3 separate regions of the Mus musculus genome follow, and all the other regions are linked to region 2. Evidence: chromatin contacts called from ENCODE POLR2A ChIA-PET data. All regions are on one chromosome and are shown on one strand. Each heading gives the region's core, a stretch centred on a gene start or an enhancer-like site at or near the end of the contact. The rest is flanking DNA. Distances are from core to core; before and after follow the strand shown.

Region 1 (3,034 bases), core at 507-3,006, 110 kb before region 2:
GCCCATTTCCCCAGGTTCGCATATCACTTCTCCAAATGTTGCTCAGATGCCCACTAGATTCTGCTCCCCAAAGGCCAGGCAAGAACCGGGGGAGGCATATCCGATTCCAGACGGGGCTGGTAGTACACTTTATCCATCCAGCAAAGAGGTAGAGGCCAGGGAAGAGAGTCGGCCAGCCATCGCCAGCTCTCGTGTGTGGCTATGCTCTTTGGTTCTCGTTTGTTACCACCAGCAGCCTTGCTTTCTCTGTCACTGTCCCCAACCAGACTGAGTCACTGAACTTGCTACCATCCTGCTTCAGCCTCCAGGTCCCTGGGAATACAGGCCTGCTCAAGGACAGCTAGGACACTGAACTTATACTTTATTGCTGGAGAACTTCACATTCATGCCAAGTGTTTTTGAACAAATCCAACCAGTTCCCTCCCTTCCAGTTCCTTCTCTAACCCCCTCCCCAACTTTTTGTTTGCATGGTTGTTATTTTGTTTTTTGGTTTTTTTTTTAACAGAGTTTCATGTTGGCCTCAAACTCACATCAATCCTTCTGCTGCAGCCTCCGGAATATTTTTTATGTGTGTAGCATGCGTTCGAATGTATGTAGGTGCATATATGTGCACGTCTGTATGTGTATGGGTCCTTACTTTTACATTTTTATCATTTTAAATGTTTATTTCTGTGTCTCCGTGGGTACCTGCACACGAATGCCTGCGGCAATGGCTATGCCTGAAGCTAGAGTTTCAGGGGGTTGTGGGCCACCTGCTAGCGTCTCAGGATCGAAGCTCTGCAAGAGCAGCAAGTGCTCTTAACCAGAGTCATCCCTCCAGCTCTGATCCTGAACTTTAGAATAGTTATTATTTTTTTAATCGTGTGTTGTGCGGATTTTAGTAAGAAAGGAAGGAAAAGAAGGGGGGAGCAGGAAAAGCAAGAAGAAGAGTTGCAGAACCGTGCTCCCTGCACTGCTGGAGAGTTTGAGGGGTAGAGACAAGCCCAAAGCCTGAGGCACGGTCACCAAACGTTTCTTCCTCCGTCCCAGACCTAGGATCGCGGTCCTGCACATCGCCTGGTGCCATGACAACGCGAGTACTCGCTCCTCCGAGCGGGTTGTGTGAGAAGCCTGGAACCTCAACAAGGCTCTGTGTAACTTGTCGGAAGGGCGGCTCTGGAGGAAACAGGTGGGGAGATGCTGCCCACCCCGCCCCGGGACGCCCCGGGACCCCAGCCGGCCTCTTCCAGGGGGCAGGAAAGTTGGGCCTGGCTGAGGTCAGGAGCTCCGGGGCCGCCTGACCTGCTGCGCGACTTCTGTCAGGCTCCCCGGCAGGACGTCCGACCGGAGCCCCACCTGGGATAACGGGTACTTCTAACCTAGAGCCTGTCCTCCGGGCGAGCGCTCCAAGAGTCCTTCTAGTACCGGGTTGCTAGGGGCGGTCCCAAGATTCCGCCTAATCCTGGTGACCGTCTGTCCTAGCGCTAGGTCCCGGAAGTGGGCAAAGCTAACGGTGGGGAGGGGCGGGGCAAGGGGCGGGGTAGGAGGCGGGGGAAGGAACGGCCTGATAAAGTGAAGCCGGGCCTCTCTCGCGAGATCTCGGAAGTGGCCGGAGCCCAGAGATGACTTCTTTGGAGCCGGAGAGAATCGTGACGTCAGGCCTCGCTCGCCGGGTCTAGGGCGTGCTAGACAAGGAACCACACGGCCGAGCCTGTCTCGCGAGATTTGGCTCAAGCTTCTTGCGCTTCTCTCGCGAGATCAGGTGGCTCTGGACCGGGCGGCCACTGCGCAGAGTGGAGGTCGTTGGAGTCACTCGTCTTCTTGTAGCTCCTGCCAGTAGCTCCGTGTCCCGCCCGCCCTAGCCATGCTGTCCGCTCTCGCCCGTCCTGCCGGCGCCGCTCTCCGCCGCAGCTTCAGCACTTCGGCCCAGGTACAAGGGGCTGCCTGCCTAGGAAGGAACTCCGGGGGCGGCACACGCGTCCCCGGAGCTCGGCGTTTCTTAACCATCCAAGGCTCACTCTGGACGTCTGGGCCGCCCGGCTCACATCCCGACCAACATGGAAGGGGGACAGAGTCAGTCCAGGTTTCCTCCATAGTCTGCGCTCCACGTAGGTGCAGAAGCCGAGGCTCGCGGTCCGGATGCGAGTTGCATTATATGCAACTTTGCATTGCTTCGACTTAACTGATTTTCTCCTTGAAGCCTCCATGGATGTGAGGCACCAGGAGAGAAATAACGCGGACGTTAACTTCGTAGTGCCGGGGGCTCCGAGGGTGGAGAACGGATCAGGGTCACAGTAGTTTGGGAGATTCGATTGAAATTAGCACAGTCAGTGGCCTTCCCGCCCAGGGATTGCTTGCTTTATGTCCGTTTATGTGGACCAGGCTGGCCTCGAACTCACGGAGTCCAGTCTCTGCCTCAGTACCGGCATTAAAGATGTGCATCAAGCATCGTTTTTCAGAGTGTGTGTGGTGTCATGTGCACATGATTGTACAGAGGCCAGAGAAGGACATCGGTGTCTTGGCCATCACACACTAGACCAGCGAGCGGTTCTCAACCTTGGGATCGAATGACCCTTTCACAGGGGTCCCGTAGCAAATGTTTACATTACGACTCATAACCGTAACAGAATTTCAGTTACGAAGTAGCAATTTTATTTTTAAAAGTAATTTTATGGTTGAAGGGTTCACCTCAACATGAGGAACTGTATTAAAGGGTTGCAGCATTAGGAAGCTTAAGAACCCCTGTTGTAGACTTTATTTATTTATTTATTTATTTATTTATGAGAGTGAGAAGGCCTTTGATGAACCTGCCAGGCAGGGGAACCGGGCTTTGAACTCAGGTCCTTATGCACTTACCCACTGAACCATCTCCTCCACTGGATCTCTTTTGAATTATTCTTGGAGGATCATCCTTGCTTTGGGTAGACTTGGCCTAGGACAGTTACAGCTAAGCTATTTATAGTCAATCTTCTCCTGGGCCAGGGCCTCTTTAACTAGTGCATGTCGGAATCAGTAAAGGAGACCCAGGATCGTGTCAAGAGGGCAGGGTCAGTAT
Region 2 (3,101 bases), core at 398-2,897:
GGGAGGAAAGGGTTTATTCAGCGGACACTTTCCACATTGCTGTTCATCACCAAAGGAAGTCAGGACTGGAATTAAGCAGGTCAGAAAGCAGGAGCTGATGCAGAGGCCATGGAGGGATGTTTCTCACTGGCTTGCTTCCCCTGGCTTGCTCAGCTTGTTCTCTCGCTCTCTTTCTCTCTCTCTCTTTTTTTTTGGGGGGGGGTCTTTTCTAGACAGTGTTTCTCTGTATAGCCCTGGCTGTCCTGGAACTCACTCTGTAGACCAGGCTGGCCTCGAACTCAGAAACCCACCTGCCTCTGCCTCCCAAGTGCTGGGATTAAAGTCGTGCACCACCACCACCTGGCCCAGCTTGCTCTCTTATAGAACCAAGACTACCAGCCCAAGAATGGCTCCACCCACAATGCCCCCCCCCCCCCGATCTCTAATTGAGAAAATGCCTTATAGCTGGATCTCATGGAGGTATTTCCTCAAAGGAGGCTCCTTTCTCTGTGATAACTCCAGCTTGTATCAATTTGACACTAAACCAGCCAGTACAAGTATCCAGGTTCAAATTCTAGCACCCACCTGGCATTCCAATTTCTGATACTCTCTGTAACTCAAGATCTAACACTCTCACACAGACATTCATGTAGGCAAAACACTGATACACATTATATATATATATATATATATATATATATATATATATATATATATAATAAAAAAAAAAAGCGGCCGGGTGTGGTGGGGCACGCCTTTAATCCCAGCACTCCGGAGGCACGGGCAGGTGGATTTCTGAGTTCGAGGCCAGCCTGGTCTACAAAGTGAATTCCAGGACAGCCAGGGCTATACAGAGAAACCCTGTCTCGAAAAACCAAAAAAAAAAAAAAAAAAAAAAGCATCAAATAGCCCAGCGGTGGTGATGCACACCTTTAATCCCAGCACTTGGGAGGCAGAGGCAGGCGGGTTTCTGAATTCGAGGCCAGCCTGGTCTACAAAGTGAGTTCCAGGACAACCAGGGCTATGCAGAGAAACATTGTCTTCAGAAAAAAAAAAAAAAAAAAAAAAAAAAAAGCAAAGCAAAACAAAACAAAAAAAAAGCATCAAAATAAAAAAAGAAAAATCCTACTTCAGAGAGAGAGAGAGAGAGAGAGAGAGAGAGAGAGAGAGAGGAGAGAGGAGAGAGAAAGAGAGAAAGAAGAAAGAAAGTCAGTTTCTGGGTCAGAAAGATACTCAGTGAACACTAAGGCGCCTGCCACGAAGCCTTTGCTCCCCAGGAGATACACTATAGAAGACAGCTATCTTGCCGGTGTCATGAGACCTCCACAGGTGTGCCATGACATGTGTGTTCCCACGGGCCTCCTTCTGGTTCAGACCAGGTTCAGTTGCTTCCCAGTTGCGACACAAAAGACCTAACCTCTCCTGGTTATTCTCAATAAAAAATGGGGCTGGCCCCAGGCCACCGCCCTTCAGCCAGCAGTGTCCTAAACCCGACAGTGGGAATCGCTCCAGCTACCGGTATTACGCCGTCATTTGTTTTCTTCAACAAGAGAAGTTTCCAGATGGGGGCAGAACCTTCCTGGCCCCGCCTGCCCGCCCCCTTTGCAAGCTTAGGGGGAGGAATGCAGAGGGGAGGGGCGGCGAGGGGCGGCCCCTGAGACGGTCATTGCCATTAATAGAGACCTGAAGCACCGCCTGCTAAAAATACCCGGCTGGGCACACATAAAAGCACGCTGGGGCTCCAGTCCGGCACTTCTCGGATCCTCAGCCCAGTGCTTCTAGATCCTCAGCCTTGACCAGCCAAGAACATGACCGAGCGCCGCGTGCCCTTCTCGCTGCTGCGGAGCCCGAGCTGGGAACCATTCCGGGACTGGTACCCTGCACACAGCCGCCTCTTCGATCAAGCTTTCGGGGTGCCCCGGTTGCCCGATGAGTGGTCGCAGTGGTTCAGCGCCGCTGGGTGGCCCGGATACGTGCGCCCGCTGCCCGCCGCGACCGCCGAGGGCCCCGCGGCGGTGACCCTGGCCGCACCAGCCTTCAGCCGAGCGCTCAACCGACAGCTCAGCAGCGGGGTCTCGGAGATCCGACAGACGGCTGATCGCTGGCGCGTGTCCCTGGACGTCAACCACTTCGCTCCGGAGGAGCTCACAGTGAAGACCAAGGAAGGCGTGGTGGAGATCACTGGTGAGTTTCCCTTGTGCCCAGAGGGGACGAAGCTGCCGAGGCGAGAGTGGTGGCTGGGGGGCTGAGGGTGGGGGCTGAAACCCTGAGGAATAGAACCCTGAGAAGTTAGAAATGAACCTAGGGACCCGGAGCCCGCATCATTCTCCTTTGCCTGCTTCTCTTGCCCCGGAACGCGGGGTGCAGGTTGCTCTTAAAAGCTCTGTCATCTTCGATGATATGGACCAACAGCTGGGGATGTAGCTCAGGGTAGAGCTTCGCCTGGCCTGCCGGGAGGCCTTGAGGCTTTGCGTTCCACCCGCAGCACAGAAACAAAATGAAGGAAGACCCAACACACCTTCTGGAAGACCTCATTCCCAAATAAGCAAGCGGCAGGATCAGGGTCCCTAGACCCAGCCGCAGAGGCTTTGAGTATACCTACCCTGGTATCCAAGTCTGGGTCAGAGCCAAGCCCTTCGCATCCCAAATCTCAGAAGGGAAGTTTCTGGAAAGTTTTAAGATTCCAGACAGTCAGGCACCCCGCCGCACTCGGGTTTGTTTGCCTCCCTGGGGGGTCCCAGCCACTCCTTAGCTAGGACAGCAGAGGGCTGCTTCTGACCTTCTGTCCCCACCCACAGGCAAGCACGAAGAAAGGCAGGACGAACATGGCTACATCTCTCGGTGCTTCACCCGGAAATACACGTGAGTTCTGATTCCTTGCATGGAGGGCGGGGAGGTGGGGGGGAGGGGGAGCGGACCCAGGGCGGAGGGCGAAGAGCCCCGGGTCAGGAGGGATGTGTAACCCTTGCCCTGATTTTCTGTGTGTCCAGGCTCCCTCCAGGTGTGGACCCCACCCTAGTGTCCTCTTCCCTATCCCCTGAGGGCACACTTACCGTGGAGGCTCCGTTGCCCAAAGCAGTCACGCAGTCAGCGGAGATCACCATTCCGGTTACTTTCGAGGC
Region 3 (3,149 bases), core at 111-2,610, 110 kb after region 2:
TAGTTGCAGGCCATCTCTGAAGCCAGGTGCTAAGACACCCTGTCTCCAAAACAAATAAACAAAAAATCCCCCTACTTCCACTAGGAGGGACTTATGTAGAGCTTTTGGGGACAGACACGTTTTCTTTGGGCTGTGAAGTCATTAAGATCTTTCTGGCTGTATAGATTATACGTGGGTCCTTGGTGGCTACCATCGGCACTAGGAAATGCCAGGTGCCATCCATTCATCAGAAATAATGAGCAAAGCAGCTGTGTCTTATCAGACTGTCCCTCTGCAGTGTCAGATGGAGACCAATTAGCAGAGGCAGGAAGCAACACAATTCTGCCTTTCCAAGCAAAACAGTAGCAAGCACCCCTGCTCCTCAGTGACACTGCTGAGGCCAGGCCTCCTTGACTTCTCTAGCTGTGTTCATCTTTTCTGCTTGGTGAGCCGGGAGCAGGTTCTGGGAATGGAACAGGCTCTGTGAAGTGGAATTTTAAGGACTTCTTTTGCAAATCCAGGGTCTTCTGCCTACTCGATAGATAAGTGCTCTACCACTGAGCCAGGCCAACTTAAGCCAAGGTTTAACTTTTTTTTTTGTTTTTTGTTTTTTGTTTGTTTGTTTGTTTTTCGAGACAGGGTTTCTCTGTGTAGCCCTGGCTGTCCTGGAACTCACTTTGTAGACCAGGCTGGCCTCGAACTCAGAAATCTGCCTGCCTCTGCCTCCTGAGTGCTGGGATTAAAGGCATGCGCCACCACGCCCGGCTTAACATTTTTTAATAGATTCTTTTCTTATTTAAAAATTTTAAATCTATGTTTTTAAAGACTGTGCTTGTAAGCTCAGCAATTAGGAAGCAGAGGCAGGAGGTTCAAGAGTTTAAGAGCAGCCTAGGCTTACATCACAAATTCAAAGCCACTCCGAGGTACATGAGATCCTGGACCCCTTCCACCCCTACAAGTGGACTCTTATAGCTGGGGATTAATTAGTAGTAGAACACTTGTCTACTGTGCTTGCATTAACTTTGATCCTCAACACCACAAAAGGAAAAATCAGGGTTGGCGATAGGGCTCAGAGGGTAAAGGCATTTGCTGACAAGCCTGACACCTTGAGTTCGATCCGTGGAACCCACGTGAAGGTGGACACGGAGAACGGACTCCTAAAGTTGTTCTTTGACCTCTGTAAGTACACCCCCCTCCAGAATATACACACATAATAAAAAGAAATATAAAAATTATTAAAAATCAAATGCATCAGTGATTAGCGAGGGAGTAAGTCAGTAGGAGAAAGAGAAGGCTGGGTACATTTATATCTGCTGGTGTGCTTTGGTTCAGCCCACTCAGCTTCATCAGAACTACATTTCCCAGAAGGCACTGCGTGAGGTGGACATGCGCAGCGCGGTGCTTGGAGGCTGCGACGCCGAGTTTCACTCCGGCTGCCTCCGGCTCGGAGTCGGAGACATACTCGAGGGTTCTTCCCAGGCCGAGCCGGAGCTGAGCCCGGAGGTCGGCGGTCCTCTCAACCTGTTCCTTCTGCTTCCCTCAGACTCGGTGAGCGGGACGGGCGGGCCACCTGCTGGCGCCCAGCCTGGGGTCCCGAGGGTGGGTGGGTGGGTTGAGGAGAGGGGGCTATTGAGCCAAGCTGAGACCGGAAGGGGGCGGTCGTGCGAGGAGGGAGGGCCGTGCCGGCGGGATGGGTGAGTCCTGGGGGCGTTGGGAGCCCTGGGCACCTCGGTACCAGGGTCCTGGAGGCGGGAAGTCGCAGTTGGGACGCTCTGAGCGTTGGGGACTGGGCTGGGTGTGGTAAGAGCCCTATTTTTTGCAGAGACAGGGGTCGCATCCCTGGCAGTTTGAGTCCTACAGGACCTGGAAGAGCAGTGAGGCTATTGCTACCCTGGCTCCCTGAGGGGTCAGTTTCAGTCCTGGAGCGTTTGTGTGTGTGTGGGGGCGTTACATCCAGGCGATAGGGATCCACCACTGTCTGAGAGAGTTGGACTTTGGAGGCGTTTGCCTTTCCATTCTCGGTCTGTGTCAGACTGGGTCTCTGGGGCACTTTGGGGTGTCTCTGTTTTGAAGCTCCGCTTTTCATCCTATCCCTCACACAGCTGCAGGGTTGCCCGCGTTAGCTTTGCCTCCACAGTGGCATGAATGGGAATGTGTTCACAGGCAAGACCTTTAATGAACTCTCTTTTCTCCGTGCCGTCTTAGCCCCTTTAAAATTCTAGAGAGCCCAGCAATGTGTTGCACATTTATAATCCCAGTATTTGGGAGACAAAGGTTTGCGGGTAGCTAAAGCTTGCCTGTGCTTCATCACAAGATACTATATTACATCCCTCTCACTCCCCAAAAGAGTGCTAGCCAGGTGTGGTGATTTATGACTGTAATTTCAGCACTTGTGAGGCAGAAGCTGGAGACTCAGGAGTTCCAGTCCAGCCCTAAGCTATATACTGTGGCCCCTGCTTAAAACAAAACAAAACAAAAAAACCCCCAACAACCCAAAAGTAACAGTTCTGTGATGTAGAGTTCCCAGTAGCCACGAGAATCAGGATTGACTTCAGTTGGTCAAGGTGTCAAGTCTCTTTGCTTATTTTCTGTGTGACTTTGGTCAAATTTTTATCCTCTCTGGTGTGTTGATTTCCTTCATGGACCATCCGTGGGACCGGTTTCTGAAGTCCTCACGCAGACTTTTCTGAGAAAGGGTTTAATTGAGTGGGCTGAGAAAGACTGTCCCTAGCTTCTGCTCCCTGCCCAAGCTGTTGGAAAATAAGCCTGGTAATTTCCAGTTGCCAGCCACAGCACACGGGACCCAACATCTGTGCGCTCATTTTCTCTTGCCGATTCTTCACTGAAGACTTAATCATCTTTTTGGCAAAGGTACCTCGGAATCGGTGTGGCTGAGTCAGCAAGGCCTCAGATTTGCCGGGTTCTTGTTTGCTGTTCCTATCAAGATGGGAGCTCAGACAAGTTATTGCTTCTGAGGATCTGGTGCTTTCATCAAGAAGGGACAGTTTGGTGCCAGCTCTTCAGTGAAGAGGAGGTGAGAGCCGCGGGGAAGTTAACCTTGCAGCTTTTGAAATCTGGTGTTCCAAGGAGAAGGTGGGTGTGGACCCTGAAGGGAGATGGCTCAGTCCATACAGTGCTTGCCTGGCGAGCAGGAGGGTCCAGATTTGCTC

The links. ChIA-PET counts read pairs that join two places held with the same protein, here RNA polymerase II (POLR2A).
Region 1: POLR2A ChIA-PET joins it to region 2 with 26 read pairs in Patski. The contact joins the promoter of Mdh2 here to the promoter of Hspb1 in region 2. POLR2A ChIA-PET finds 5 or more read pairs at or near these places in 4 of 5 experiments (Patski and embryonic stem cell).
Region 3: POLR2A ChIA-PET joins it to region 2 with 15 read pairs in Patski. The contact joins the promoter of Dtx2 here to the promoter of Hspb1 in region 2. POLR2A ChIA-PET finds 5 or more read pairs at or near these places in 3 of 5 experiments (Patski and embryonic stem cell).

The regions. Positions count from the first base shown.
Region 1 is chr5:135,776,893-135,779,926 of GRCm38, forward strand. Mdh2 (malate dehydrogenase 2, NAD (mitochondrial)) reads left to right here and starts at 1,757. Exons shown (of 9, transcript NM_008617.2): 1 at 1,757-1,909. The coding sequence starts at 1,844. Styxl1 (serine/threonine/tyrosine interacting-like 1) reads right to left here and starts at 1,493. Exons shown (of 9, transcript NM_029659.4): 1 at 1,359-1,493. Gm30205 (a long non-coding RNA gene) reads left to right here. Exons shown (of 5, transcript XR_003955810.1): 5 at 1,030-1,092.
Region 2 is chr5:135,886,272-135,889,372 of GRCm38, forward strand. Hspb1 (heat shock protein 1) reads left to right here and starts at 1,648. Exons shown (of 3, transcript NM_013560.2): 1 at 1,648-2,163; 2 at 2,778-2,841; 3 at 2,970-3,101. The coding sequence starts at 1,788.
Region 3 is chr5:135,993,440-135,996,588 of GRCm38, forward strand. It overlaps Dtx2 (deltex 2, E3 ubiquitin ligase), which reads left to right and starts at 1,361. Exons shown (of 11, transcript NM_001256096.1): 1 at 1,361-1,527; 2 at 2,851-3,013.